2 separate regions of the Homo sapiens genome follow, and region 2 is linked to region 1. A link is a loop called in an ENCODE intact Hi-C map of the cell type or tissue named here. Cell type or tissue: IMR-90. All regions are shown on one strand. Links, peaks and the distances in the headings refer to the core of each region. The heading gives the core; the rest is flanking DNA. Region 1 overlaps LOC105374951 (a long non-coding RNA gene). Region 2 has its middle 120 kb from the start of STMND1.

Region 1 (16,203 bases), core at 4,793-7,292:
TGCCTTCAGTAGGCAGTAAACTAGAGCTAGTTTTGGGGACTTTGCTCTGGCCAGCATGGCAGTGCTGTTTCATGGCTAAGTCGTGAGCTTTTCACCTCTTGGTTTATCTCAGTAGCTAATGCCAGTGAATCCAAACTCTGGATCCTGAAATCTTTCTTTGTCTTCAATTCCATATCTTCAATTACTCAGTAGACATTGTCACTTCAGATCTCTTTCCCCATCCAATCCTATCCAAAAATTTTGTCTTCTTTCCCCAAACAAGCAAGCATCTCCTCTCTCTTCTGTCTTTATTAATGACACTAACATCCTTTCAATAATCCACATTTTAAAGTTTGGGATCATATTTACTTCTCTTCTTTTATTCATTCCCTTGATACATGTACATATACTCTCAAGATAGAATAAATATTTGTTGAGGTATGGTCTTCTTTGTCTTAGGTTTCCCATTTCTAATTTCTACCTCATATCAGTACCAGAGAAAGCTTTTCTAAAGCCATCTCTATCATGCTATTTCTCCTCTGCAAATAAGTGACTCTCATTTCCTGCTACATTTCCTGCCAGAATGCATTTCCTTGCATTGTTTTCTGGCTTTTTCCATTCTTCACCTCAAACTCCTTCTCTCTGCCTCCCAGATTTAAACTTATTTCCAGTTATTTATTTAACAAACACTTAAATCGCACTTCCTCTGCTGCAGGAACTGTTCTAAATGCTTTAAAAAATCTTAAATCTTTAACCCACATTAAAAACTCTGTGAAACAGTATTATTACCCGCCACGTTACACGTGAGATACCTGAGGCACAAATTGGTCTATTAACCTCAGAATGTCTAGAGTCCTAGAGTTCATCTCACTATTTTCCAGGTATTTTGTATGCCAGGGACTGAATGTTTTTGTCCCTCCAAAATTCACATATTGAAATCCTAATCCCCAGTGTGATGGTCTTAGGAAGCGGGACCTTTGGTAGGTAATTAGGTCTTTATACATGGAATTAGTGCCCTTTTAAAAGCTCTGGAGAGCTCCCCCGCCCTTTCCACTATATGATGACACAATGAGAAGGCAGCAGTCTATGAACCAGGAAGTGGGCCCTCACCAGTCACCGAATCTGCAATGCCTTGACGTTGGACTTCTCAGTCCCTAGAACTGTGAAAAATAAATTTCTGTTGTTTGTAAGCCACCCAGTTTATGGTTTTCTGATACAGCAGCCTGACTGGTCTAAGACAGACAGAAAGGGACATAGTTATTCTACCTGCAATGTTGTTTCCCTCACCTGAAATGCCACCCCATCTACCTGGTAGTTATAAAGATCCTCATCTTTCTTTCTTTCTTTTCTTTTCTTTTTTTTTTTTTTTTTGAGATTGAGCCCCACTCGGTCACCCAGGCTGGAGTGCAGTGGCACAATCTCTGCTCGCTACAACCTCCGACTCCCAGGTTCAAGCAATTCTCCTGCCTCAGCCTCCCGAGTAGCTGGGACTACAGGAACCCGCCACCACGCCCAGCTAATTTTTTAATATTTTTAGTAGAGACAGGGTTTTGCCGTGTTGACCAGGCTGGTCTCAAACTCCTGACCTCAGGTGATCCACCCGCCTCGGCCTCCCAAAGTGCTGAGATTATAGGCATGTGCCATCGTGCCCAGCCCTACCCATCTTTCAAAGCCCAATTTTTGGCATTCACCCATCTCCTTGGTGACTTATCTTTCTTAAAAACTCCAGGTTTCTTATTGTTTATCTCCACTTATTCCTACAGTCTTCTACACGTAAGTTGCCACTTTATCATATAGCTATATTATGTCTCCCTTACGTTTCATTCATGTGCAATTGTCTTGTCTTGGAAGCAAAGACCATAGCATGTAAGTGTTTTCTATTCCTCCCTTTTGCTTCTTTACTTCTTTGCCCTCTTTATCCTTCCTCCCACCCATCCAATCCTTAAAAATATTGAGTACATAAAAATATTACAGAAATAATGAATTGACATTAGCAGTCATCATTTTATAGGGAGAAAGGGGAAGCCTAGTGCATTGGTTTGGATCCTCTGAGAAGCAGATAACAAGACAGAATTAGCCATGCAAGAGATTTATTGGGGTAAATGTCTGTGATGGAAAAAGAGGAGAGAGTCCATAGAAGTGGGGACAGTATTTAGAACACAATGCTGGAAGACTCTTGTAAAAAAGAGGAGGAAGGGTGGGGCAGGGAGAATCTCAGACTGCAGCAGAGTTCCAAGAAAGTCCCCATCCAGTGACTGTGGAGTCCTCAAGCTAATGTCAGAAAGAGGAGACTGGCCCTTCTCAGGAAAAGGTTGCATTGGGACCCTGCAGAGCCAGAAAAATCACTGGCTGTAGCAGCTTGGGGGAAATGTGGCCTGGGCATGAACACAGAGATAGACTTGGAGTACAGCAGTCATGGCCATTGGTGATATATACTCATGACAGCAGAAGATCTGAGCAGCACATTTTTGTGACCATCCCTTCTGGAACGTTGGAAAGAATGCTAATTCTGAATCCAAAATCTTAACTTTGGATCCCTTACTGACTCTGCACCTTCACTTAAATTCTTATCTACATCTCTTCATTTGTAAATGGAAATGACCAATAGCTTACTGGGTATGATGATTAATTTTGTGTGTCACCTTGACTGGGCTAAGGGATGTCCAGAGAGCTGGTAAAACATTATTTCTGGGTTGTTTGTGATGATGCTTCCAGAAGAAATTAGCACTTGAATCAATAGACTGAGTAAAGATCACTCACTAAGTGATGATGGCTGTGGGCAGCATCCTCCAATCCACGGAGGGCTCACACAGAATGGAAAGGTGGAGGAAGGACAAATACTCTCTCCTTCAGCCTGGACATCCATCTCCTCGTGCCCTCAAACATCAGAGCTCCTATTATAGTTCTTGGGCCTGCAGACTCAACAGGCAGTTACACCATTGGCTAGCCCAGTTCGCAGGCCTTCGGATTCAGATGGAATTACACCACCAGTTTTCCTGGTTCTACAGTTTACAGACAGCAGATTATAGGACTTCTCAGTCTCCATAATCTCATGAGCCAATTACTATAATAAATCGCCCCTTATATCCATCTACTACATATACATCCTGTTGGTTCCATTTCTCTGAAGAACCCTGACTAATGCACTGGGCTAGCCTGAGAACCACACGTTGACAAGAATATATAGTGTTCTGTTTATATTGCATATTATGTCATCAGGTCTATCTGATTATAGTAGCACCTAATGTTTGTGAAACATCACACAGGTCACAGCAAGCCTTTGTTCCAGCCAATGAGCCTGTGAAGAAGGCGAGACAACCATTTCTTTCCACATCCACTGCCCCGTTGGCTCTCTGGTAAACAGAAAGGTTCTAGGAGGGGACACTGAAATGCTCAGTAGAGGTGGGATCAAGCCCCAGAGGCTGCTTGCCAGGTAGGATCTGGTTGTAACTATGATAATTAAGGAATCAAATTCCTGAGAAAAAAATGTACATAAAGAATCAGGTAGTCCCTATTGATCTACGTAGCCTGGAGAGCTGGTCCAGTGGGCAGGCTGGCCAGATGCAGAGTCCAGCAGGTAAGAAACAATACCACCTGCAAACCTGAGACTCAGGAAGTGAGTTCTGATCTGGGACACCCACAACAGTGCCGACTCCCCCACCCTTTCTGGTGTGCAGGTGGAAGGAGGGTGCATAGGTGTGAGTGGCAGATCTGGGGAGAAGGGGAAGCTGCCAGTACAATTTGCTTTTGCCTATGTAGGAGCAGAGGGCTCTGCCTTCAGGGCCAGCCAGCTACTGTGGGTCTTTACAGCAAGCACTGGCTGAATAAACCTACCTTCCCTTATGGGCCTTGACCCTCGACACAAATGCCAAGTTAGTAGCCTCAGAATTGTCTTTTCTCTTCAGAGAGAAGCGTGGAAAAGATAAAGCCAGAGGCAAGGAAAACTTCTCACTCTTCTCTGGCATGCCAGGTTCAAAGAATGCCAATAGCACCCATCATCCCACCCCATGAAGAACAGCAGCAGCCCCGAATTGGGGAAGAGCATCATGACTAATGTGCTAGAGGTTGCACTTGCACAGATGATAGAATTTATAAAAGAAATTCAACATGGGTTCTGTTATGGGTTGAATTGTGTCCTCTCAAAACAGATATGCTGAAGTCCTAACCCCCAGAACCTCCAAATGTGACTTTGTTTGGAAAAGGTCACATTCTGATGACCTTTATAGAGGTTATCAAGTTAGAATGAGGTCATTAAGACAGGCCTAATCCAACATGACCGGTGTCCTTTTAAAAAGAGGAAATTTGGACACAGACACATCCACACACAGAGACCTCCAAGTGGAGATGAAGGCAGATAGTGGGGTGATGCTTCTGCAAGCCAAGGAACGCTGAAGACTGAAGGCAAACCACCAGAAGCCAGGGGCGAAGCCTGGGACAGATTTTTTCTCCCAGTCCTCAGAAGGAACAAGCCCAGATGATACTTCATCTCAGACTTGCAGCCTGCAGAACTGTGAGAGATCCATTTCTGCTGTTTAGCCCTCATCTGTGGCACTTTATTACAGCAGTCCCTTCCCCACAGACACTAGTACTAGTCCTAGGAAAGTTCACTCAAGCTGGCAGTGGCTCAGGAGGAGAATGAAAAGGATACTGAGGCCACTCGTTTGCTTCTACTTGAGGACAAGCAGGTGCCTCTCTTCCCGCTTCTTTCTCCTTACTGCTGCTGCCACCCACACAGCCCCCAGGCTTGTCCTAGAGGGCTCTGGAGGTACACGCGAGGCCGGCGAGTTGTCATGGCAGGGAAGTTGTGGGGAGGGTGGAAATGGCGATTTCCATTCCTTTTTTCCTATTTCATGTCCTGCCTGGAACATGAAACAAAACAAAACAAAACAAGACCAAATGCCCTTGGTCAAAACACCTCTGCATCCAAATAGCCTCTGAGGCAAGGCAGCTTCTGAGGCAAGGCGGGGCATCGCCGCACAGAGGCTTGGAGCCTTTGAGGAACAAAGAGGGCTTCAGAGCGCGCTGGCACTCCTTGGCTCACCCATTGATTTTCATTTGCACAGACGCAGGCCCTCTTTTTGTAATCAGAGGGGGGAAAGCAGATCTGTGGAAGGCAAATCTACCATCAGCTGCCTAAAAATAGACCCGCCGCCTCACCACCGTGCAAAACAGGCGCCGGCCCGCTGCTGTGCGCTGGTTGCAGCATGAATTCGCTGGGCAGGGATTTGCAGTATAGACGTAGAGTTGTTCTGGCCTCTGATGCTGCGCCCGGGCCTTAAATGGAATCGCGGTCTGTGATAACTTTTGACAAGAGCTGGCAAGCTGAGCCTTTCTTTGAAATGCACTGGGGGGCTCTCGCACAAGAGCCAGGGCTTTCCAACAGGTGTGAGCTAGGGGGTAGGCCCTACAGATTATTAGGAGGGAAAGTTGTCTATGGTAAATTACCAACTGGGGGAGGTCAGAGTCAAAATCTCCATAGCAGAATTATTACTAATTGTGAAGCGCCAAGATCGTAAGAGAAGAAACCATTCTGACGTGTCATTTTTCCCAGGCCACGACATCTCTGTTAAACAAAAGAGACTCATATTTGAAGTGATGAAAAAGCCATGAAACATAATTTGAAAATTATGTCATGCCCAGCTTTGCCTTCCCTCAAGGCAAATAAAAGCCTCGGAATAAAAACGTTTCTATTTATTTTCAAATATTTGCATGGGTTGCCCCTTTAATCATCCATTCCCTCTAATATTAGTCACAAGCAGTTTAAATGGAAGCTGTTAGCATGAATGAACACTCCTTAATGGCTGGATCACTGGAGGAAGTGAGCTGTAAAGCCCAAACAGTCAGATGAAGAAAAGCAATTAATAAAATTTGCCTTTATCTCAAAGAAACTAGGATGTTTTAACTGCAGTTATGTTTTGAAGGAAACAAATATGATGGTTGATTATCACGGAAAATAGACTGAAGCCTGCCCACTTGTAAATTCACAAACTCACTTCAAGTGGAAAACCCAAGTCTGCATCCTCGAGGAATTGTACAAATGTGCATCACGAGACAAGATCTGGCCCAATGCCTAGAAGCTGGTGAGGTCACCAAACTCATTACTCAGAAAATCAGCTGTGAGCCAAGCCCTCATTCCGTTGCATTTCACATAGAATGGAGATTCCTCCGTCTTTCCCATGCTCCCACCTCCCATCATTAGAAGAAAAATGGGATTCCCAGGTATTTAACTTTAGGAATCTTACAGAGATCCAACATGGACGCTTTCACGCCACATCCTGATTTTAGCTGTGGCTCTTCTTGCTCTGTCTGGAGGCATCTCAGCAGTTAATGGGAGTGATTCACATGATCCTACTCCAATTCCTGCTATTTTAGGATACTTAGCTTTTCTTAGCCATGGATTTCTTCTGTCTAAATCTGCCCGACTGAATTGGAAGCTGCCCAGAATCTTCTTCTTTGGAAATTACATTTGTGCATCTAGGGTATATTTGTCGTTCCGCCCACGCTCCAGCCACTTTTTGAGAAGTGCAGAGCGAGTCATGTGACAGCCATCAGTGTATTTGCACCCTTTTTTGTTTAAAAACATAATCTGCATTACAAATTGCACCAATTCCTGTATGTAGTAAGTCATCATTCAATAAAAAGCACAAATGTATGCCTGTCACATTCAACATAATAAACTGCAAGTAAATACATCTTTTCTTAGTCCAAATCAGTCAGTAAATGATGTCTTTATTTTCTCTGTTATGCACCAAGTTTGCAATCAGCTTTATTCTTGATTCTCTCAGGCCAAGCCTACACAGCGTTAACTGCAGTGGAAGATTGTGCTTTTATCAGAAGCAGCTGAACACCTGAGGACAGGAACATGGCTGAAGCAATTCATTTCTCCAATTCACTTTGTTCTACTTTATCATCATCATTCCGGTATTATCATCATGTTCATCAGATTCTCCATCTAAAAAAGATTTATCACAGTGTCTGCATCTGCAGGCGATACTACAATATAGATAAAACCATTGCTCCCTGCCTGCTCCGGATGAGTTTGCAAAGAGGTATGGTATAGAAGAAACACTTTGTGCTTTGAAGCAAGACAAAACTGAGTTAAAATGGCAATCTTAGCCTGGGCAACATAGTGAGACCCCCATCTCTGCAAAAAATACAAAAATTAGCTGAGCATGGTGGTGCATCTGTAGTCCCAGCTACTCGGTAGGCTAAGGCAGGAGAATCGTCCGAACTTGGGAAATTGAGGCTACAGTGAGCCATGATCGTGCCACTGCACTCCAGCCTGGGTGACAGAGAGAGACCCTGTCTCAAAAAAATAAAAAATAAAATTGCGGTCTTATTACTTACATTAGATATTTGTTTTTGGTAATATTATTCAACCCCTGAGAGCCTTCATTTCCTTATCTATATGATGACAAGAATAGTTACCTTACAAGTTAGATGTGATAACTTCAAATTACATGGCTGTTGTGCTCGCTACACAGTGCCTTTCTGATTAAGCATTGACTAGAACAGGGTCATGTTCTTATGAAAAAAGGCAAGCTGGCCAGGCTTTATTTACTATGGATGTGTTATTAATAACGGTGATTATAATAATGGCTACCATGATCTCTTTTTATTCTATAACAAGAGGGTAAGGTCAAATATGGAACAATTTGAGCTTTAATAAAGATAATAATTGCAAGGGGGAAAGAATCAAGCATTTATCCTGACTTGCCTGTAAGAACTATTCCACTGAGTAACCAAATAGTTGCTGGAGAAACATGTCATCCCTTTGTATAGATGAAGAAACTGATAAGATAGTAAACCAGAATTTTCTCTTTTAAATTTGGATCCCTTTTTCACAAAGATCATGACCACCCCATTTGCCCTCTTTCTGTCCCTCAAACGATTCAGGTTCTTTCTGCCTTAGCATCCTTGGACTAGCTGACTGCACTGCCTGGAAAATTCTACCCTCACATCTTTGCATGTTCAACAACTTCCCATTACTTAGGTTTCAACTCAAATGCCCCCTCCTCAGAGAGGTCTTCCTTGATCACCCGATTTAAAGCAAGCTCTTCAACCCAGACACTGCCTCTTAGCACCCAGCACTTTCTACTTTTATGCTGGCCTGTTGTCTGTCCTTCAAGCAGTGCAGAAGTTCATGTGATATAATCATTAAGAATGTGGACTCAAGAATCAGATGATCCGTATTTACCTTTTAGTTTTACCACTTATTGACAGTGTGACCTTGGAAAGTGACCTAATCCTTCTTTCTGTGCCTCGGTTTTCTCGTCTATAAAATGGAGATGATAATATTTTCACTTGCAGCATAAAACTTCTGAGAGGATTATGTGAATAACAGACACAGATCATGTAAATCAACATCTGACAGAGTAAGCACTCAGTAAGTGTTAATTAAGCTTCTACAGTTACAAGGCACACGGCGCTCTGTGACGTCATCTCAACTTTAGTGTGTTTATTGTCTGCCTCCACTGCTATGAAGGCATACAGCCTGCCTGTCTTGTTCAACACTCTATCTCCAGCATGTAGAATGGCACATAGCAGGGACTCAGTAACTATGTTTAGTTAATGAATGAAAGAACATCTGGTGTGTGCATAGCAGAGACTAATGAGCAAGGTACGGAGGGGAAGAGTTGAGGGCAGAGTTGCTGTATATTAAGGTAAGATTGTTCCTGGGAACTTTCTGCTTCTGTTTGGCTGTATATTATGCATTTATTTTCTCAGTGCCTTGCAAAGCCCTCTGTTCTTCTCTGATTTTGTCCATTCTCTCAAGCAGAGATATCTAACCAGCACCTCCACATGCACTCATGACCTATGGGTATAACTTCTTAAACTGTTAGGACTCAGGAAGAAAAAGTAGAAGGAATGCAGATTTTATGCCTACTTAAGAAAGGCGGGCAGTGGGCCAACTCTGTAAAACTCAGCATCACTGTAAAAATAGAGCAATATCCAGAAAGTGAGCAAAAAGAAGGGGACTTTGACAAAAGCCGCTTCTGCCACACACCCTCACATGCAGACAGTCACACTGCAAACAGAGACACTGTCACCTCCAACACACACACAACCTTGATTGTGCTGTGCTGTTCTATAGGAATCTGTATGTCCACGAGCCATAAAGCACAGGCTCACAGAGGCTGTCCCATTCTACTACACACCCAGTGCGTGCAGTTCACCAAGTGATCACGGCACCTTGTCTCCGTCTCTTTACCTGGGCAAACATCCATGGCACCTGTCACCACTCCTCATCCAGTTTCAGTGCCCATCGCCCTCCTGATTGAGTTTCTTAATGCATTCTTGTTTGGTAATGACTAGGATGACATGTGTCCCTCTTTGTCCAGGATGGCCCTAATTTACATACTTAAGTAATATACCTCAAGTAATTACCTCAAGTAATCACCAATGACATTTTCAAAAGTGTCCCATCTTGGATACTAAATTATATGCCCACCTAGGTTTTGGTTTTGGTTTTGTTTTAGAGACAGGGTCTTGCTCTGTCACCTAGGCTGGAGTGCAGTGGTGCAATCACAGTTCACTGTATCCTCAAACTCCTGGGTTCAAGTGATCCTCCCACCTCAGCCTCCCAAGTAGCTGGGAGTACAGGTGCATGCCACCTTGCTGGGCTAACTTTTTAAATTTTTGTAGAGACAGATTCTCACTATGTTGCCCAGGCTGGTCTTAAACTCCTGGTCTCAAGTGATCCTCCTGCTCTAGCCTTCCAAAATGCTGGGATTATAGGCAGGAGCCACTGTGTCCACCATGGCCTGATAGTTATACTCAGCTTCAACTGTGAGACTCAGAAGAGAATGCAGAAATCCCAATGGGAGTCCATTTTGTGAGCCCCAAAAGATCATCAGAGAGCAATCCACTGGATCTTCTGAATCCAATAGTAAGCTAAGAAGCTTTCACTGATCCATTTCTAAAAAGAATGCAGGAAGTAGGAGGATATCAAGGTGCCAAGATTATGGTGGAAAGTTGAAATGCAGGTGAGCTATAATAAAATGGAGTGGATGAAAAAAAAAGGTGGAGTCTTACTTCCTTTAGCTTCTTTATGCTAAATACATAAGTAGGTGTATTTCACCATTTAGAATAGAGCAACCCTAAGAAACTGCCTGTAAAACAAATTTCTGTTTATCATAGCCAATGTGCCTGTTGCACTTCTATTTAAAATATATTGCTCAGTGTTTTTATATTCTGGAACAAATGGACTTAAAAGCCTCATGAAATTTTCCTTACATGTGACTGGGGTGATGTAGGTTGTTTGAGGTGCAGTGATGCTGCGTTAGTTCTTCCCCAGAGTGCACACCTTTGACATACCATATCCCCTTCCTGAAGAGCAGTCTAAAGGTCTCCAAGGCCCCCTCATGTGTGTTCTCATCTCCTGAATAAAATTCTAAATCTTTTATGCAGGAAACAAGCTTTGTATTTTTCTGACTTTTCATTCAGCTTTTCATACAAATACATAAATACCTTCTTGATGTAAAATATTCAAATAGTACTTTTCGTATATAACTCAAAAGATCTTGCACATACTTGGCATAACATAGGTGTTTAGGAAAACCTACATTTAATAAATAATATGTAGTCGTTTAGCGTATTTGAAAATGCTGCTGGTAATGTGCCATTAGAAGGTTTTTCCGCTATGAAATAGATCACACACACAAAGGAGTGTACAAAATGTATGCTAGTGTGTAAAGTCTACTAATAATACGAATGCCCCAATACTCGTCATCCAGCTTAAGAGACAGAGTGTTACCAGTATCTTAGAACTTCTCTGAATTCCCCATCCAGATTCTCCTTTTTCGTCCCTCTTCAAATTTCATGTTAATCATTTCTGCACTTTTCTTACATTGCTAGACAGTGCAAATTGTTTTCCAAAGTGGTTGTACCAGTTGACATTCACACCAGCAGTAGATGAAAGTTCCTGATGTTGTATATATATCATTGTCAATACTTGGTATTGTCTTTTCGATTTTTGACAGTCGCTTTAGTGTGCAGTGGCATCTCAATTTCATTCTAATTTGGATTTTCTGGATACTAATCCTGTGTCACTCATCATTTGAGAAAATAATTTCTCCTAATTTATGGACTTTTTTCAGTTGTTTTATGATAGAGTTTGATAAAACAGATGTCCTTAATTTCCATTTACATATTTTTCCTTTTAGACTTCGTGCTTTTTGAAGCTTAAGAAATGCTTTCCTACCTGGAAGTCATAATGATATTCTGTTATATTAAATGTTTATAATTTTCATCTTTTACATTTAAGTTGCTAACCTTACTGGAAATTATATTTGCGTATGGTATGAGGCAGTGAGATTGTTAAAATCTGGATAATCAATTGTTCTAGCACAAGTAATTAAATAATCCATCCTTTCCCTCAACTCTTAAATGTCTGCTCTGTGTTACTGAAGTTGCCACATATGCATGAGTGTGCTTCTCAACTCTCTCTTCTATTCTGTTGCTCAATTAGGTCATGTATCTTCCTAAACTAAAACCACATGTTAATCATCTTAACTTTGTGATAATATTTGATATCTGGGAATGCAATCCCCCATGCTGTTGTAGTCATTGTTACCGTTTTTCTTCTTTAGTTTGACATGTAAAACCATACTGAAGTTTTTGTTGATACTTTATTTACTCAATATCTACATAGCTTTTAATTGTTAGATAAACTATAGATACAGAAAAGCCACTGAAATGTACAGCCTAAGGAATAAGTATTAGGTGAAGAAAAACAGAACTTTGCTAGCCACCCTAAAAGTTTCCTCCACGTTCCGCAATCCAAACACAACTTCTTCACCTCACCAAAAGCAACCACTATCCTGAATTTTATAGTACGCTCTTTTTTATTTTTTTATCTTTTTAAATTTTTGTAGAGATGGGAGTCTCAGTACGTTGCCCAGGCTGGTCTCAAACTCCTGGGCTCAAATGGATCTTCTTGCCTCAGCCTCCCAAAGTGCTGTAATTATTGGCGTGAGCCACTGCGTCCAGCCATAGTCACTTTCTTGAAGTTCTTTATAATCTAAGTATAGTATTGCCTGTTTTTAACATTTATATACTGTAAAAATAGCTCTTTTGGTTGTACAGTTCAATGAGTTTTAACACATGCACAAATTCATGAAATCACCACCACAATCAGGATACAGAACAGTTCTATCGCCCCTGAAAATTCCCTCATACTACCCTTTTGTCGTCAAACCTTCCCTCACCCTTACCCCCGTCAATTACTGGTAGTCTTTTTCCAGAATGTAATATAAATGAGACAGTGCAGCACATGGCCCTGATCCTGGCTTCTCTTAGTCAGCGTAATGCATTTGAGATTCATCCACATAGTTGGTATCATTTTATCACTGAATAATATTCCACTGTGTAGATACACCATAGTTTTGTAACTGCATTCATCCGTTGAATGACATTTGGATTGCTTCCTGGTTTGGGTGACTATGAAGAATGCTTCTGTAAATATGTGTGTACAGGTTTCTGTGTGAACATGAATTTTTATGTATCTAGGTTAAATACCTAGATTGCTGGATCATACGTTAAGGGTGTATTTTACTTTATAACTGTCAAACTGTTTCCCAGAATGACTGCACCATTCCACAGTCCCACCAGCAGTGTATGAAAGTTCGAGTTGCTTTGTTTCCTCACCATCACTTGGGATTGTAAGTTTTATATATTTATTTTTGTTTTAGCCATTCTAATAGATGCATAGTGGTAGTTCATTGTGCTTTTAATTTGCATTTTCCCACTGAGTAATGGTGTTGAGCATTTTTTCATGTACTTATTTGACAACCTTCTATCTTACTTGGACAGCGTCTATTCAGATTCCATTTTTATTTTTATTATTTTGTTATTTTATTTATTTATTTATTTATTTATTTATTTATTTTGAGATGGAGTCTCACTCTGTCACCCAGGCTGGAGTGCAGTGGCGCGATCTTGGCTCACTGCAAGCTCCGCCTCCCGGGTTCACGCCATTCTCCTGCCTCAGCCTCCCAAGTAGCTGGGACTACAGGCACCCGCCACCACGCCTGGCTAATTTTTTGTATTTTTAGTTGAGACGGGGTTTCACCGTGTTAGCTAGGATGGTCTCGATCTCCTGACCTCGTGATCCCCCCACCTCACCCTCCCAAAGTGCTGAGATTACAGGCATGAGCCACCACGCCCAGCCCAGATTCCATTTTTAAATTGTTCATTGAGTTTTGAGAGTTATTTATACATTCTAGGTAACAGTCCTTTGATGCATATGAGATTTGCAAATATTTTATCCCTGTCTGTCACTTGTTTTTTCATTCTCTTACCATTGTCCTCCAGAGAGCAAAATTTTTTAGTTTTTAAGTCTACTTTATCATTTTTTCTTTTATGGATCGCGTTTTTGGTGACACGATCCCAAAAACTGCCCAATCCAAGACCACAAAGATTTTCTCTTGTTTTCTTCTAAAATTTTTGTAATTAAAAATAAAGTTAGGCTTAAGTATAAAGTTTATTTTAAGTAAAATCTTTTATAAGGTATAAGGTATATAGATGACCAATTGTTCCAAGACCATTTGTTAAAACAACTCTCCTGTCTCCATTTAGTCTTTACACCTTTATCAAAAATAAGTTGACCATGTTTGTGTGGCTCTATTTCTGGATTGTATTTTCTATTCCATTGAGCTATGTGTCTATCCTTATGCAAAAATCACTGTCTAGATTACCAATAAGTCATAAAATCCAGTAATGGGAGTCCTCTGGCTGTTCTTTCACAAAATTGCTTTGGCTATGGTAGTTCCTTTAATATTCACTAAATTTTACAATCAGTTTGTGTATTTCCACAAAATTCTGCTGGGATTATTTTATTGGAATCATTTTGAATCTATAGATCAATTTGACAAGTATTGGCATCTTAACTATATTTAGTGTTCCAATGCATTAACAAAGCATGTTTCTCAATTTTTGGGGTCTACTTTGACTTCTAGCATCAACATTTTGTACTTTTTTTTTTTTTTTTTTTTTTTGAAATGGAGTCTCTCTCTGTCACCCAGGCTGGAGTGCAGTGGCGCCATCTCAGCTCACTGCAACCTCCGCCTCCCAGGTTCAAGCAATACCCTGCTTCAGCCTCCTGAGTAGCTGGGATTGCAGGTGCCCACCACCACACCTGGCTAATTTTTGTATTTTTAGTAGAGACAGGATTTCACCATGTTGGCCAGGCTGGTCTTGAACTCCTGACCTCGTGATTCACCCGCCTCGGCCTCCCAAAGTGCTGGGATTACAGGCGTGAGCCACCACGCCCGGCCAACCTTTTGTACTTTTTAGCATATAGATCCTACATGTCTTTTGTTATATTTATACCTAAATATTTAGCTTTTGAAGCTATTGTAGATGGTGCTTTAAAAAAAAAATACAGTTTCCAATTGTTCATTGCTAATATGTAGAAGTAAGACTGATTTTTGTATGATCACCTGGCATACTGCACCCTTACTAATTTCACCTGTTGGTTCTAGGAACTTCTAAATAACAGTATTTTCTATATAGTTATCTATTATATATATATATATATGTAATATCTATCTATCTATATATCTATATAGTATCTATCTATCTATATATATCTATGTAATCCTGTTGTCTCTGAATAGAGACTGTATTATTTCTTCCTCTCTAATATGTATGAGCCTTATTTTTCTTGCCTAATTGCATGAGCAACAGCTTCCAGCATGATGTGAAATAGAAACAGTGAAAATTTACATCTTTGTCCTGCTCCTGATCTTCAGACTGAATGGCAACATTCAGTGTTTTACCATTAAGTCTGATATTAGTTGTAGGCTGTTAGTTGAGGTCCTTTATCAGATTAAAGAATTTCCCGGCCAGGCACTGTGGCTCATGCCTATAATCCTAGCACTTTGGGAGGATGAGGCAGGTGGATCACCTGAGGTCAGGAGTTCAAGACCAGCCTGGCCAACCTGGCGAAACCACGTTTCTACTAAAAATACAAAAATTAGCTGGGCATGGTGGCGCGCACCTGTAGTCCCAGCTACTCGGGAGGCTGAGGCAGGAGAATCACTTGAACCTGGGGGGCGGAGGTTGCAGTGAGCTGAGATTGTGCCATTGCACCCCAGCCTGGGTAAGAAGAGCAAAACTCTGTCTAAAAACAAAACAAAACAAAAACAAACAACAACAAAAAAAAAACCCTACTATTTCTAGTTTGCTGAGTGTTTGTATCATGAAGGTGTTTTGGATTTTCTCAAATGCTTGTTTTGCCTCTATTGAGATGATACTGTGCTTTTTGTTCTTTAGTCTTTTAATATGGTGGACCTCATTGATTTTCAAATGTTGGACCACCCTTGCATTCTGAGATAAAATCCATGTGGATGTGGCATATTATTATTTTTTCACATTGATGAATTTGATATGCTAATATTCTATTGAGAATGTTGGCATCTTTACATGGGAGATATTGTTCTGTAGTTTTGTTTTGTTGTGCTGACATTGTCTCATTATAGTATCAGGGTAATGCTGGTCTCCTAAAATGAATTGGAAAGTGCTCCCTCTTCTGTTTTCTGTTTCCAATCAGATATATCTGGGAGTGGACTTGAGATTTCATGCAGAGATTTATGGGATTCTTTTCTCAAGCTCCCTCCTCTGTGATTTCTCTATGTCCTCCAGCTCTCAGAGTCCCCTTTTCCTGGTCTCTTAGTTAGAAATACAGGATTTTATTCTCCCCATTCTGTTATACACTTTCCATGGCATGGTTCATTTCCAGGGTGAAGCGGCAAGAGAAAAGAAGCAAAAGGCTCTCCCCACCCTTTCAGATAACAGGGATCCTTTTCCTCGTTTCTTTCCTCAGAGAGGATTTTTCTCTCTCTGAGGGATTTAGTTGCCTGTTCACCACTGCTGCCACCAACAGGGCTGCAGTAATACATCGTCAGGACTGGGCATTGCCCCATGGGAGGGGCAGGAGAGGGAGAAAACAGGGGATTTCCCGTACTCTCTTTGTCCTGAAGTGCCCCACCCCTTCCTTATCTTCTGCTTAGAAAAACAGGGATTTTTCTGGAGATTTTTCTGCCCGTGCTTGTTATGCAGTTCCAGGATTCAGGCTACCCAGAGACTAATCAGGGAAATACAGAAAGAAAAAATAGGAAAGTTGCATGCCATTCACCAGTTTTCAGTTTTTTAATTCTCTTCCCAATCTACCTGCTATTGTTTATTTTCAGAGTCCTCAGACAGTTGCTTTGTTTAGTCTGT
Region 2 (16,203 bases), core at 5,282-7,781, 50 kb before region 1:
GACTCTATGTGGGCTGTGGAGAAGGCTCCAGAGTATGAAAATTGAGTGGAAGAGTAGGCTTGTACACTTTGTGAAGCACACATGAACACAATTAGAATTTGCCTCAAACTTTGCAGTCAATTTACCTTGAATTGATGTCAAACAGGGAAAATTTCAGCCTGAGGACACATTCTAAAGGAACTGATCAGTATAGGAGAACAGAGGAAACAGAGCGAACTGGAATGGGCGTGTTAATAGGAACTCTGTCTCAGTCATGCCTGTAGTGTTAATGTGAATGCGACAGTGGAATGAGTATCATTGAAGCAGATAATTCCTCTTGTTCCTATTACCCCACCATTCAACCTGCCAACCTGTCATTATTTTAAAGTAGAATTTTTTTCCTCCGTTCTGTTTTTAGCATTTATATCTGAGCACTGAGGTGCTACAATAATGTACCTGTAAAATGTACTGGGAGGGAGCCATATCAGGCCAAAGTCCACAGCCACAAAGAACACTTGAGGATCTTCAGTATAACTAGAGGCACTGCAAAAATATACCTCAAAACAACGTGGTTACGGTGGATGATCTTTATTTATCAAGTGCCTAGCTTATCATGATTGACTGTCTTTATTTGATAAGTATCCGTCTACTCAGCTGCTCAAATGGAAATGATTCTGTCACCAGAGTTATGTGAAACCAATAAAAGTCAGTCAAAGGGTCCTTAATGAATCTTCTCTCCAATATCCATCTCTATAATGCTTAATGCCCAGGAAGGGCCCAGGCCAGGATACCATCTGCTGTTTCATCAAATGGGTGAAAGGAAGGGTCTGGGGTTAAATGACATGATATGGTGCTTTAGCAGCCACGCCGTGGGGCCAGTACTAAGCCTCTATCTCTTTAGATCCTGAAGTAATTGGAAGCAGAATGTACAGGAGCACACTGAGGTCATCTCATCCCTGCTTCCTTTTTTAAGGGAAGAAGTCATGTAGGGTGGGAAGATCCAGTTTGGAAAAGAAAACAAAAGTCAAAATGATAGGGCTGTGGGATTCTACCTGGGGTTCTCATCAACTTTATATCCTTTCTAGGGGACTGTTTCTGGGGTGTGGGTAGATGGCTTTCATCCTGGCTTTCAATGGATTCTAGTCCCATCCAATCCAATTTAATCTCTCAACACATACACCCCTACATGCCTTTGATGCCAGATGGGGAAGAAAGGGCAAAGTAATGGAGGAGAGAGTTGAAGCCAAAAGTTAGGCAAAGGGGAGACAGGATAGCAAAGGAAGCAGATGGGGCAGGAGATCTGGAAAAGTGACTGAGAAATGGTTGTAGGTGAAGCATGGACATGCAATGCACAAAGTCTCATCAAAGCTGTCTTATCTGCCCAGTGTGTGGTCTCACACCACCCCAAGTTTTGTTTTTCTATCTCAGTGGAATTTTGTGCATATGTACTGGGGCCGGGAGGAGTGGAAGCTGGGTTTGGCGTGGTGGGAAGGGAAATATGATGAGAGGAAAGGAATAAGAAGAAAAGAACTGCTAATAATACCCTTGATTCTCCTCTCTTGGCTTCGCCTCCATGTTTATCCAGAATGATGTGTGATTACAAGAGCAAGTACTGCAGATTCAGCAGCCGGGGCATGAAAATTGAAATTACTCACCTTTGAAGAAGGACACATTTGTGATCGGATAAATGGAATGGCTGTGTTCATTCATCAGAGGCTGCTATGCATTGAATTTCCAACTGGTTAACTTCTAAATAACAGGACTTGCTATAACGAAGGCTGAGGGTAGTTGAGTTTGGTTCTTATATCATAAAAAAGCATCAGGATTTTCACTTATATTAAACTTGGTGGGGAGCTCTTGATATAAAGAAATAGCAAATTGTGACCTGTGGTTCTTCATCTGTGTGGGAAAATATGTGAGAAATCTATGGCAGGATATGAAAAAGACTATGGGGCAAAGAGAAAGAAAAGTCATAGAGATCAAATTTGGCAACATCTATCCAAGCACTGCCTAAGGGAGAAGATGCTCTCTGGGTGATAGGAAGTATGTCCCCATCTAAGAGGGGGAATGTATACAACTATCAGACTCTATGCCATTAAAAATTCCAATCCAATTCTGATGCCATGCTTACCAATCCCCCTGCAATGATCTGGCTTCCCAGAGAACTTGCTTAAAAGGGAGAGAAGAGACTTCTCAGGCCAGTGCAAATGTCTGGGCTAGCCAAAGCTTCACTTCCTATTGTCAATTTATACACTTGCACTTTATATATTTGTTTTAATATTCTAATTGCAATTCTCTTGTATTTAACTGAGTCAAAAAATGACATCCGAACAAAGCTCTCCTTCTTCAGAGCCATGAGGAGTAGTCATGATCAAGATCAGCAGTTGTTTCCAAATGTGTAACTCCCTTAATTAATGGAAGCTGATGTCTACAAAAATATCAAACTGTATAAGATGAATCAATTTTGAAGGGATCTTAAGTGAGTCTTCTTACTGGGTTGACTCAGTTGGTTATGTATTGACTTTGAATTTAAATACCACATACTTTACTTTCCATTGCTAAGTTCATCTTGCTCTTTACCCTGCATTTATGCCAATGGCAGAAAACACATGACCTTGTCATCCCTTCTAGCTGAAAGACATCTCTAGGAGAGTTGCCCAGGCTTTCAAGATGTCTCCCCATTTCATTGGTAAGGACATTCTCTGGGTCTTCCCAGTATCTGCAAGGAATAGCTTGACCCACCCGTTCTTTTAGGTGCCATGCTGTCACCAGTGCTAATAACTCTGGCTCTGGCAAATGCCTCTAGAATTGAGTTCCCACACTCTATGACCTCCTTGTCCCATCCCCAGGCTTCCAAATCTCTGAGCTTATCTAGAACTCCCAAGCAGCCTCTAAGGCTTAGCTGTCAGCCCCTGAGCTGTTGGCCTCTTACTCTCCCTAGCATGTTGGTTGCAGAGCCATGCCACTCAATTCAGCTTTTCTTCAGATACATGATCAGAATAATCTTTTTAAAACTCAGATTTTTTTTCATCATCCCTTCTCCCAGAGGATTCAATGACTCACCATTGCTTTTAAGATGAAGCTTCTTACTGAAGCCAATGTGCCCAGGTTGCCCTTGCCCTGTTCCCACTCTCATCTGGCCCCACATTCTCTCCAACCTCTGCCCCAGCCTCACCAGCCCTCCTCTGTCTGCATTACTCACCATGCTCCTGCTTGCCACAGGGACTTTGCACATGCTGCTCCCTCCAACTTGAATGCTCTTTCTTCCCTCCTCCCTAGTTAACTCCTATTTGCCCTTCAAATCTCAGTTCGACCTCAATGTAGTCAATAGATGGATGAGCTGTTAAGGTATGTGGATGCCACCTTTTCTATGTGAAGGCTTTGAAGCTGTAGTTTGCAGCTGATTTCTTGTTCCCTAGTGAAGCAGGGGTGGTGGATCAAAAGTCTGCCCTTGACTTTCTCCTTGCCTTAGACCCTAGGACTCTGTCAACCACAGCGTGAAAACCACTGCTTTAGGTGATAAAGAATCATTTAAAGCAGAGGAGGGCAAGATGACATCTATGCTTTGGGCAGCTGGCTATTGAAGCAGTCCATCATTGCTGTAGGGAGATCATGCATCTCTCATGTACCACTTCAGATCTTTTCAGTCTCCAGTCTCTTGCTGCAGCTGCTGCCATGGCAGATAGCACTACACGGGCTCTAGCAGACTCAATAAAGGTGCATACTGATGGTTGCCTGCTTTTCTCCCCAGGGCCAAGTGCCTCTCACTTCCCACCATGGGGTTTCCCTGTTGATATCAACGCATGGGACATCACAGGATCCTCCCCAGCACTCACAATTCCTCAATCTGTACGTTCAGAAACTTATTACATCACAGGGTTAAGTTCTCCCTTTCTCCCCACCGTAGAAGGATGGTTCTGAGAATGAATTTCTGTGGCTTTTCAGAAGATTGTTTTCCAGGCTCAAGCAATCGGTCACACTTAGCAATAGCCAACGCAGTAACACACCCTTGTATTGATTCTTCCTCCCTCCGTGTCTCTCTCCTTGTCTGCCCCTATGTCTCTCTTTGTGTGTGCTCCCTAATAAAGTAGCAGCCTCTGCCTCTGGCTAAGATAGAGAGACAGGAAATCAAGGCACAGAGATTTCCAGCAGGTCCCGGTCAGCAGAAGCCCATTCTTAAGTTTGGATGACTGGCGGCTTTGCCAATAATTCATGAGAGAGATGATCTAGGCCTAGTCACAAAGAGTAGCTATGAGAATAGAAAGAAGAGATAGATCAGAGAGAGATCTGGGGAGAAGAAAAGGTAGAACATAATGACCGATGGGATTTGATCTAGGATGAGTCCCAGGTTTCTAGTTGGTGCACTTGCGTAGGAAGATAGAAGTTCAGTTTTGCAAATGTTGTGCTAAAGCTGCCCATCAGATAATTAAAGAGAGGTGTCCAAGAAGTGGCTGGAGTTATGGATCTGGAGCTTAGGAGAGAGGTCTGAGCTGACCATGAAGGTGTGAGACTCATGGGGGTGCTTGGAGTCAAGGAGAGGGTGAACTGAATCACCCAGAGAAAGTACACAGAATAAGAAGAGGGCTAAGGAAGGAGTGGGGTGGATGAAAAAGAACAGCTATGGAAGAGGAAGGACAAGTCTGAGACGTGTGAGCATATGAGCCAAGTGGTGTCCAGCCCAATCACCTGAGAAAATGATCACTGGTACATTTCTACATGAGAAAACAGAAGATTGGAGAAACACAGTCAAAAGAACTTTTGTTTATATGAAACTGACATAGTAGCTCCCAACTTGTCCTAATAGATAGGTAATAGTCAACATAACATGGTCACTAACTCTAAATAACTTCTAAACTTTGAAACTGAAAAGACTGAACCATATGATCTCGGCAGAAGTCATGGTATTTAAGGGAAAAATTCCACACTTAAGAGAGGGGAAAATGTCAACTTACTTGCAAATTGATGAGTGCTTCAGTTTTAGTAACTCTCAAATAAGGATTCTTTGGCTGTATCCATACTCTAGGTCCAAATGTTCATTTGGGGAATTGGAGAGGGATAAGTTCTCCATCTCTTTCTTAGATTTATATCTATATTCAAAAATATAAAATAAACTTTTAAAACCTAACAAACAAAAAAACTTGTAGTTGTGGAATTTTTAATGATCATTTACAAAAGGGGCTCATATAGAACTTTTGAAAAAAACTCATTTTAATTGTGTATTCGGGGGCAAATTCAAAATAAAATTTACCGTTGAACAACACAGGGGTTAGGGGCACTGATGCTGTGTGCAATCAAAAATTCATGTGTAACTTTTGACTCCCCAAATCTTAATTACTAATAGCCTACTGTTGACTGGAAGCCTTACAGATAACAACATCCGTTAATACATATTTTGTATGTTATACCTATTTCTACTGGTATATACATAACATATATATATGTTATATATATACTTATAATAAAGTGAGCTAGAGAAAAGAAAATGTTAAGAAAATAATATAGAAGATAAACTATATTTACTATTCATTAAGTGGAAGTGGATCATCATAAAGGTCTTCGTCCTCACTGTCTATACATTGAGTAGGCTGAGGAGGAGGAGGAGGAGGAAGAGGAGGGATTGATCTTGCTGTCTCAGGGTGGCAAAAGCAAAAGAAAATCCGTGTATAAGTGGACCTGCACAATTCACACCCATGCTGTCCAAGGGTCAACAGTATTATAAGGCTGGGAGTGGTAGCTCACACCTGTAATCCCAGCATTTGGGAGGCGAAGCCAGGTGGATAGGTTGAGCCCAAGAGTTTGAGACCAGCCTGGGCAACATGGGGAAACCCCGTCTCTACAAAAAATACAAAAATTAGTTGGGCATGGTGGCTTACAAACAGTTCTTGAACTGATAGTAACAGGCTTAACCATTACTAGCAGCCAAACGGCTATTTAAACATACCAAGATTTCTTAGTTAATTTTCTTTTTTTTGAAATGGAGTCTTTCTCTGTTGCCCAGGCTGGAGTGCAGTGGCACAATCTCAGCTCACTGCAACCTCTGCCTCCCGGGTTCAAGTGATTCTCCTGCTTCAGCCTCCCAAGTAGCTCAGATCACAGGCACCCGCCACCATTCCTGGCTAATTTTTTTATATTTTTAGTAGAGATGGGGTTTCACCATGTTAGCCAGGCTGGTCTCGAACTCCTGACCTCATGATCTGCCCGCCTCGGCCTCCCAAAGTGCTGGGATTACAGGCATGAGCCACCACGCCTGGCCTCCTAGTTAATCTTAACCAACAGGATAACCTGTGTCACATCAGATATTGAAAAATATATGTTTTTTTTAAAAATGAAATTTCAAGCTTAATTTGCTTGCATGGTATATGTTTGGCCATATTTTTCTCTCTGGCTCATTCTATAGTCACAAAGGCTGTTGCACAGTGACTGCATGGTGCTTGGAATAAATGAGATGCATTATACAGCTTTTGATTTTCTAAGGCGGCTGGCTAAGTTACAACAACTTCGTGTATCTGGGGGCTTTTGACATAGGTCCAATTAAAACAAAAACTTCTAACAAACCCTGGAGAAGGTTCCATTCAGCAGGATGAGCTAACCCCCAAAACAGTCACTTCTGGCAACTTATCCTGCTTAGGTTGCAGCTGTCGATTTGGTAAGCAGTCTGGTCTGTTGGTTGGCAAAGTGCTGTGAAAGCAGATGTGAAACTCCAGGACACACACACATACACATGCTATGCACACACACAAGGTTACAATCACTGAACTCAAATAAGAGACTCATCTTTTTACAAATTGAAAATGAGTAAGACTGCTTGTCTCAGTGTCTATTATCCTAATCCAAATGGCATGCAGACATCAATTGGAGCATTTGTTAGCTATTCAACTTCCAAGACTAATTCAAAAATTACAATAAAGAATAGAAATTTTAGGCCAGACATGGTGGCTCACACCTATAATCCCAACACTTTGGGAGGCCAGGGTGAGAGGATCACATGAGCCCAGGAGTTCAAGACCAACCTGGGCAACATAATGAGACCCCGTCCCTACAAAAAAAAATTTTTTTTTAATTATCCTGGTATGGTGGCAGGCACCTGTAGTCCCAGCTACTCAGGAGGCTGAGGAAGAAGAATCACTTGAACCCAGGAAGTCAAGACTTCAGTGAGCCATGATCACACCACTGCATTCCGCAGCCTGGTGAATAGGATCAAAAAAAAACAAAAAAAGTAGTAAATCACAGAGTACCCAAAAGGAAAATGCATTCTTAAGGTCTGGTTTCTTAGCAGTAACCTTCCATTCCAGCCCCCTTGCTTACCATATAAAGGCTTAAAGAGACAATGTGACCCTGCCTACCCTGCCAATGCAACTCTAACCAGAGGGCACGCTTCACAACTTCCATAGTATAGCAGGGCTCCAGCAATCTCCAGAACAGGATCCTTGTTAACAGGGCAATGAAATTCACACACTTAAACCAAAGGGCCTTATTTCTCTACGCAGACAGCAGTATATTTGATACAATTTTGAAATATGCATGTCAGGTCAATTCTCATTCTTCTATTTTTTAGTCCTTACTTTTTAAAATGCAAGCTTTAATAACTTAGGTAGAAATCTTTTACTGGAAAAATAGCTTTTCTTTTTCATGAAACTAAGTCTATACAAGGGAAGAGGACATGAGTGTTAGTTTAGCTATGTGGGAAATGTCCTTCCAATAACCCCTCCCCAAGAACTCCTTTGTATCTACCCCATAATGACACAAATGCTACTTGCATTGCTCTAAGAGATGTTGCTGTTGAGATTCTCACAGTTAGCAATGGAGGCTCCTGATCTGGTTGCATAGACAACCAGGAAATAAGTGACTTCAGGGCCTTGGAAATAAGTTATCGGGTCTATTGAGCCCAAGGATACAATGTTTCTGGGTCTCAATTCTTTCATCTCTAAAATTATTTCCCGCTTATTCTACGCATAACTCTCTTTATTCTCATTTATTCTACACACCATTGCCAGATTGATTTTCCTAACATTACCTCTGATCTCAGCTTTGCTCTGTTCAGCGGCCAGTCTTTACCCTTAGCCTGACATAGAAACATTTCATCCACAACTGAGACCTGCTGGTATAAAATGTCAGCCAATTGTTTAGCAATTTTCCTCTCAAATCCCCCTACTTATACTCTGCCCTTTAGCCAAAGTGGACTGTTTCTGTTCTCAGTGTATTTTTACACTGTTCTTTCCCCAATCTCAGTCTTGTAACTCTTTCAAGTCTCGTATAACCCATTTCAACTTTTGCCTCTTTAATCAAACATTTTTCGGGTCCTCCAAGGATGTGTGTGGTCCTCCCTCTTTAAATAGGTACCAAACTTTTTACTTCTCTTAACAAGGTCTGTATTACTCCTAGAAGTGTGTGTACTTATTTCAATCCCATCTTCTAGTTAACGGTAAGCTCCTCAAGGGCAGGCAACATGTCTTAACCTTATATTTGTGCCTATAGCCCAACCTCTACAGCACAGCATCTTCCCCAAAAAGGATATCTGTGGGAATAAACTGAATCTATATGTTTTCCATTTATTCATAAACAAGCGAAGGAGTGACAGATATTAGATAGGGCTATGCAAGTGAAGTATTGAATAAGAAGGACCATGGAGAACTGTTGTCTTTGTTCTCTTTAGAGAAGAAAGAATATCTCTCATCCAGTCCTTGTGCTAACCTGTTACTATCCCACACCATACCAGTGAGATCAAGAAACAACAAAAGAGAAAAAAGGGACTTCGAATTTCAACACCATGTCACCTACAGAGTGAAGGGACTTCACTTGTTCCCAGCAGCATCCTTAGAGAGTTAGTGAATAGTGGGAGAAATGCAGAGAGAGGAGTTTGGAAGGGGTGGGGTGGCTCCTAATCAAGAAAGTGGGGGCCGGGCAGGGGCTGGTAGCATGGGAATGAGAAGAGAAAAGAAAAAATGGGCCACACCAAAACACTGAACTGGGGAGGAAAGACCTTCCTGTGTGCAGCTGAGGGCTGCTGGAAACCTACGACACAGCTCTGCTCTTCTTATAACTTAACCTCTGTCCTCGTCTCCTTTTCCATGAGATTCCATGGAGGCAATGATAGTCAAAGCACTTGAAGATTCTTGAATTAAAAGGCACTATGTAAAGACAAAGCATTATTATTATTATTATTAATTAAAGGAACTTGTCATAGACAGAAACAGACACCGCAATGCATAATTTTTTAAAAAAATGAATACCATGCTGTCAAATTGGATACTGACTGGCTGTTAGATAATTTGGCAACCATAGCGGAGCAAATGTTCAGGAGAGGTGAGTATTTTTCCACTATTCCAGAAGGCTGGAAGCATAAACAGCAACAATTTTTGCATCAATCTTTCAGTCATGTCCATCAAATTAGGCTTTCAAGTTTAATGCTGAATAAAATACCCTAAACACAGCAGAGAGCAAGCCCAGACAGAACATCTTGAAAGTGGTAAAGCTGAAAGAGAGAGCGTGCACATTCCACGTGAATGTTTCAGCAGTGTCAGAAAATGCAGCACATTAAAAAAAATCAGTCAGTGGATGTCTTCAGTGCATTCCCTTTTCATAGTCCAAAGGGAATTTACGTTTTAACTGTGGGATGCACTGTCATAGCTGCTTAGGCAGAGTGGTTAGTATCAGAAGGGGGAAGAGCAGTTAGCCAAACACCCTGTGCTCTACGATAAACTGGGGCACTCCAAGAGCAGGGAAAACTTACACAATAGGTGCGTGCATCACGTAGCCCAGCTCTTCATGCCAACCATCAGCACAAGGCAACCTCAGCTGTGTTTGTCTGGATTTAGGACCAAGGGCATAGGTCGGGGGAGTGGAGGGTGGCGTGTAGCCACAAACTTGCCCACAAGCAAAGGGATTAGCTAATAATAGTTGTGTTTATACCAGGGAGGATTGAAGCCACAGCAGAAGGGAAACTAAAGACATTAAATTTTAGTGGAGCTAATTTTGGAAGAATGGGGAAAGTGCTGAGGGAAATGAAACAGGATAAAGCTGTTGAGGAGAAAGCCACGGAGGAAATAGAAAGTGTTCAGAGATAAATTAATGCATGACCAAAATCACTACAAGCTACCCAGTCATAAATATTCCAGCAGGGGGAAAGAAGGCCAAGGTGGATTAAAAGTGAGAATCAATGCTAAAAGAAACAGAAGTGCTGTATAATATGAATTTGTGGAAGTAGAAGAAATCAAGGATTGGCTAAAATACAGTGACTGAATGAAAGTCAAATGTAGAGAGGTAAATCTTTTGTTGGACAAACCCCACTGTTTACTTCTCTGTACATTTCGCTTCAAGTTCCCTTCCTGCCATCCTATAAATACTCTTATTTGTATTTTTCTGTCTGGCATCCACTTCAACTCTCTTGATTCACATCATGTTTACTCCCATATGTTCTTGACTGAAGGTAGGGAGTTGTTGTATTTGAAGATGGGTTGGGGGGAACCTACCCCAGAGAAAATACTAAGGCCTTAAGCAATGGCTACCCTGCCTGTTTTTTTGTTTTTTTGTTTTTTGTTTTTGTTTTTGTTTTTGTTTTTTTTGAGACAGAGTCTCACTCTATCACCCAGGCTAGAGTGCAGTGGCGCGATCTCGGCTCACTGCAACCTCCGCCTCCCAGGTTCACGCCATTCTCCTGCCTCAGCCTCCCGAGTAGCTGGGACTACAAGTGCCCACCACCACGCCTGGCTAATTTTTTGTATTTTTGGTAGACAGGAGGTTTCACTGTATTAGCCAGGATGGTCTTGATCTCCTGACCTCGTGATCTGCCTGCCTCGGCCTCCCAAAGTGCTGGGATTACAGGCGTGAGCCACCGTGCCCAGCCTACCCTGCCTGTTAATAATGCCCCCTCAGCATCAGAGCAAGAGCTGAGAGAAAGGTTTCGTAGTTGAGCTGTAGACAATAGACAAGGTCTTGTTATGGAGAATACAGAGTCACTGAGGAGGGCACATGGGAGTTTGTCTACCTTCCTCTTCCCTTAGGGACACTCCTTGCAGTTCAACATGGAAAAGTCACATCTATCTGTGTGGTTTTGCACAGGGGTGAGGAAGGCACAAGAGACCTACAGCTTTAAGCCTTAACTTCCTCATAAGTAGGTCAAGTAGAAGTCTGCAAATTAAAAATGGAAATCAGGAAGGTACAAAAATTATACCTCGTGGATAAATTACCAGCAAATGACTCCAACTCAGCATGGCCAAAAAGGAAAACATAGTAAAAGGAAACTTCTGATCTGTAGCAATGAAATATACTTATCAACAAGCACTCATACTCTATCATCCAAAATAACTTGAGTTTTAATATGTCATTTTAATAGAGTTTTGGGGTCTCAGTTTGGTGGATAGCTTTCTTTTGGTATGAAGATTCTAGAAAATGTTCTAGGTACTAGTAGTTACTACTTCCAGGCAAACCCTTAAGACCCCCGTCTAGAGGCTCTGTGGGGAGTGGCCACAGGTTGGGAATCCCCAGTGTGCTCCACCGTCTTTGTGTGAGCTACACTTGGAGGAGCGTAGACATGGCTGGACCTTCCACATCTTTCTTTCACAATAGAGAGAGTGATTTCTTCACTGAGAAATCTGGTGCCTCAGAGTACCAGAAAACAGAGTAGGGCTTGGAGCCAGCTTGAAGACTAAGGACAGCAGGCTGATTCTCAGATTCTGGGGAAGGCTCAGGGAGAACAGACTATGCTTGACTAAACTGATATCCTAGCTCATAGTATGTCAATAACAGGAAATTAGAAGATGACTGTACTGGGTTGAATTGTGTTCCTTTCCTAAAATGGATGTCCATCTAGAACCTCAGAACATGACCTTATTTGGAAAGAAGTTTGTGGCAGATGTAATTAAGATGAGGTCATAAATTCAATGACTGGTGTCCTTATAAGAAGGCCACGTGATCATGTCTCTGAGTAGCCACTGCACTCCAGCCTGGGCAACATAGAAAGACCCTGTCTCCAAGGAAAAATAAAGAAGGCCACATGAAAGCATGGTTATGGACCACCACACCCAGAAGAAAGGCAACTATGTGATGACAGAGGGGAAATTGAAATGATGGCTCGGCACAGTGGCTCACACCTGTAATCCCAGCATTTTGGGTGGCCAAGGCAGGCAGATTGCTTGAGCTCAGGAGTTTAAGATCAGCCTGGGCAACATAATGAAACCCCATCTCCATCAAAAAAAAAAAAAAGAAAAAACACATGAAATTAGCCAAACATGGTGGCATGCACTTGTAGTCCCAGCTACTCGGGAGGCTGAGATAGGAAGATGACTTGAGCCTGGAAAGCAGGGGTTGCACTGAGCCATGATGGTGCCACTGCACTCCAGCCTGGGTCAGACCCTGTCTCAAAAAACAAAGAAAGAAATTGAAACGATGCAGCTACAAGCCAAGGAATGCCAGCAACCAGCAAAGGCTAGAAAGAGGCAAGGAAGGATTTTCCCTAGAGCTTTTAGAGGAGGTATGGCCCTGCTGATTGACACCTTGATTTTGAACAGCTAGCTTCCAGAACTGTAAGAGAATAAGTGCCTATTGTTTTAAGCCAACCAGTTTCTAGTACTTTGTTATGACAGTCTTAGGAATCTAATACATGGGCTATGACAGGAAGATATTCTGATAATAACCAGGAAATGGAATGAGGGAACAGTCAGAATAACTACGAAAAGCTCTTCCAAGGACAATAAAAAGCACCACTTCCCAGAGCCTTTTGCCACAGAATAAACAACTCAGTGTAACCCCTACAAACAGTTGGTGGTAAAGGGAAAAGTCAGTGGACATTTAAAGTTTTGAGTCTGCAAACAATTTTGATGAGCATGAAAATAATGTTTTAAAGGCCAGGCGTGGTGGCTCACACCTGTAAGCCCAGCACTTTGGGAGGCCAACGCGGGCAGATCATGAGGTCAAGAGACCGAGACCATCCTGGCCAACATGGTGAAACCCCGTCTTTACTGAAAATACAAAAATTAGCTGGGCCTGGTGGTGTGCGCCTGTAATCCCAGCTACTCGGGAGGCTGAGGCAGGAGAATCGCTGGAATCCAGAAGGCAGAGTTTGCAGTGAGCCTAGATCAGGCCACTGCACTCCAGCCTGGTGACACAGCAAGACTCCGTCTCAAAAAAAAAAAAAAAGAAAAGAATGTTTTAATCCCCACTGGCCAGATATACTGCAAAGGGAATGGCAGGCAGGGACAGCAAAGAAAGTGTCTTTTGTTTCCAAGGGGCAGTGTTTTTTGCAGCCCTCTGCTGGAAGCTATTCCTTCCCATCCAAAAGCACAGGGAGGAAATAAATGGCTCCTCCTAGCAGATTTTGAGTAGAGACCCAAGAGACCAACTGATTCCTGGAACCAGTACAGGAGGGTATTCTGACACTCAGAATAAGCCACAGAATTCCAGCTGGGAAGATGTGTGGGGGTGGGGCAATTGCCTCTAAGGTGTTCTTCTACATGTTCATGACCAATTCCTTCTTCTATTTCTCAACATGTGGTTACAACTCTTCATGACTTTCCTTGAGGTCCCCGGCCTTCTCCTCTGCCCTCTTGCTTCTTGGCTTTGTACATCCTTGCGTTTCACTTCACAGAGAAAATGCAGTCCTTCTACCAGGGAGTACCTCCACCTCCTGCCCTGATATGGTTTGGCTCTGTGTTCCCACCCAAATCTCATCTTGAATTGTACTCTCATAATTCCTATGTGTTGTGGGAGTCACCCGGTGGGAGATAATTGAATCATGGGAGCAGTTTCCCCCATGCTGTTCTCATGGTAGTGAACAAGTCTCACGAGATCTGATGGTTTTATCAGGGGTTTCCACTTTTACATCTTCCTCCTTCTCTCTTTGCCTGCTGCCATCCATGTAAGATGTGACTTGCTCCTCCTTGCCTTCTGCCATGATTGTGAGGCTTCCCCAGCCACGTGGAACTGTAAGTCCAATTAAACCTCTTTCTTTTGTAAATTGCCCAGTCTCAGGTATGTCTTTCTTAGCAATGTGAAAATGGACTAATACATGCTGCCTTTACTGCAAGTATTACACATCTTCCTCTTCTGTCTTGGAGTAATAGGTGCCCCCAACATGTATAAAGCCAAATTCTCCACCTGTACTCTGTATCTTCTAATCTTCTCAGGGACCTACTCTATCAATTACCTCCTCTTTCATGTCCTCAGCCTTTTCTTATTTCCTTCAGTATAAAATATATTAAATCCTTCTCATGTTAGAAAACCTCTCCCTGGCATGATAGCTCCAATTGCCTTTGGCAACCACTCTCTTCTATTCCTTTGCTTCTTAAAGATTCTTACAAGAACATCCTGCTTTCAGCAGGACGGTTTCCCTACCATCCTGCTTCAATCTAGTTTTTTATCCTATCACTACAATGAAACCATCCTCACCAACATGGTTATCAAATTAAACAAATATTTCCTAGTTCTTATCTTCATTGATAGCTCTGTGGTATTCGGTATTGCCCACAACCCCATCTCCTTGAAATTCTATTCTTTTTTTTTAACTTAAAGAACATTGGAAACTCTCTGCCCAAAGAATATCATTCACATGCACACCTAAATACATCCTGATGACTCTCAAATATATACCTAAGGCTCTGGTCTTTCTTCTTCATTCACATCCCAAAGGCCCTCCTAATTCAACAGGTTCAAAGTTAAACTCATCTGTCAGCTCTATTGTTCTCCTCCTTAGTTCCTTCCATTCCTTACTAATAATTCAGCTAAGGTTTCTTGAAGCGCCAAGTGTGTAGGTGCTTGGTCCTGAGCTTGCAGAGAGAAATAAAATCTCAGAGACCAGCAGGGGAGAAAGACAGGCAAATATCGAAGTCAAAGTTCAACAGTAGAAGCAAAACTAGAAGTAGTGGTATCATGGAAGAGAAGATGATTATTTGAATCAGGCCAGGAGTGACATTAGGTCAGAGTGCCAGGGAATGCTCCCAAAGATAGAAGAGATTATCTCTCCCCTCAAAGAGCTGCTGGCTTGTCCCAGTCAATGCCCACCACCACCAATCCATGACACTAGTCTGAATCTCAGGAGTTTTCTTAGAGTCAGCTTCTACATTGGATCAATTCCTATCAGTTCTACATGTAAAAATCTCTTAAAATTTTTATCTTGGACAATTCTATTTATCTCCTAATTGGCTTAAGTCCCATTTCACCCCCAATTCTACCTGCATGAGAGCAAGGAGTCCATCCACTTTGTTTATGCCTGTATTCGATGACTAGATCAATTTCTGCACTCAGTGGGTGCTCAGTAAATAGGTATTAAATGCAAGAATGCTTCAGAGTGATATTCCCATCACTAAAACCTAGACCTGATCATACCACATTACTCTTTATGAATCTTCAGGGCTCCTCAGTGCCTGAAGGAAAAATTAAAACTCGGCTTGGCAAACAAAGCCCTTTACGATCTGGTCTCTGCAGATTTTTATCAGCCTCCTTTTCACCGGTTCTTCTGTTCACCTTCCTTTTAGCCGCACAAAACTACCCACTGACATGTCAGCCAGGGTATCACACCCTTTCAAGCTTCTGTGCCTTTGATTTTACTGCTCCCTCTTCTGAAATACATTTACCTTTCTGGTCCTTAAGATAGACTTCTATTCATCTTTTAAGATGCAGTTCAGGCATCCTTTTATTTTTGCCATTCATTCTCTCTGACCAAATAAGGCCATGACTTGTCCTTGATCCTCTGTGTTAGAGCCTCAAGATGTTTATCACTAATTGTCTCTTTGATATATTTACATATCCTCTTCCCCAATAAAACTATGAGCTCCTTGAAGACAGGAACTGGGAGTCAGAACAATAAAATTGACCTAATTAACACGCAATGGTGTCACTCTTGGGTCAAAGAGAAAACCAGCAGTAGAAACAGATGCAGGCTGATGTAAAATGTGCCTTCTACCATACACATGTTGTTGTCTCCCTGGGTGAAGTTATATTATGTTTGTATAAGAAAGCAGTCAAGTGTGTAATATAGTTAGAAAGATTTTGATCAAAATGGTTTGGATTTTTAAAAATATTTGGGAGCTGACAGAAGATAAGCTTTAATTATCTAAAGACTCGTTGGTATGGAACACCTCATTCCTTTCCAAAGCTAGATATGGATATGTACAAATGTTGCAAAACATGCAGAACACTTTCAGAGCAAATGCAAGATGACAAACTCCACTGCTATGAGCTGCACTGTGGATCCCCAAAGGAAAAACTAGAAAGACCACGGATAAAAGCCAC

Evidence for each region. Hi-C counts contacts between places; a loop is a spot of excess contacts. Peaks named below come from ENCODE experiments on the same cell type or tissue, not always from the same donor. Only the 100,000 strongest peaks of a DNase experiment are listed, where the experiment ranks them.
Region 2: it touches region 1 in a loop (1.8-fold over the local background); 2 of 110 quality-filtered maps call a loop at or near these places.

Annotation. Positions count from the first base shown.
Region 1 is chr6:17,027,075-17,043,277 of GRCh38, forward strand. LOC105374951 (a long non-coding RNA gene) reads left to right here. Exons shown (of 3, transcript XR_926534.3): 3 at 6,765-7,151. Among named protein-coding and RNA genes, the nearest start is that of STMND1, 67 kb to the right of the region's middle. In IMR-90, for the core only: no CTCF peak of the experiment used is centred there; DNase peaks (open chromatin) are centred at 5,767 and 6,057; H3K4me3 peaks cover 672 bases; H3K27ac peaks cover 791 bases.
Region 2 is chr6:16,976,378-16,992,580 of GRCh38, forward strand. No RefSeq gene overlaps it. Among named protein-coding and RNA genes, the nearest start is that of STMND1, 120 kb to the right of the region's middle. In IMR-90, for the core only: no CTCF peak of the experiment used is centred there; a DNase peak (open chromatin) is centred at 6,644.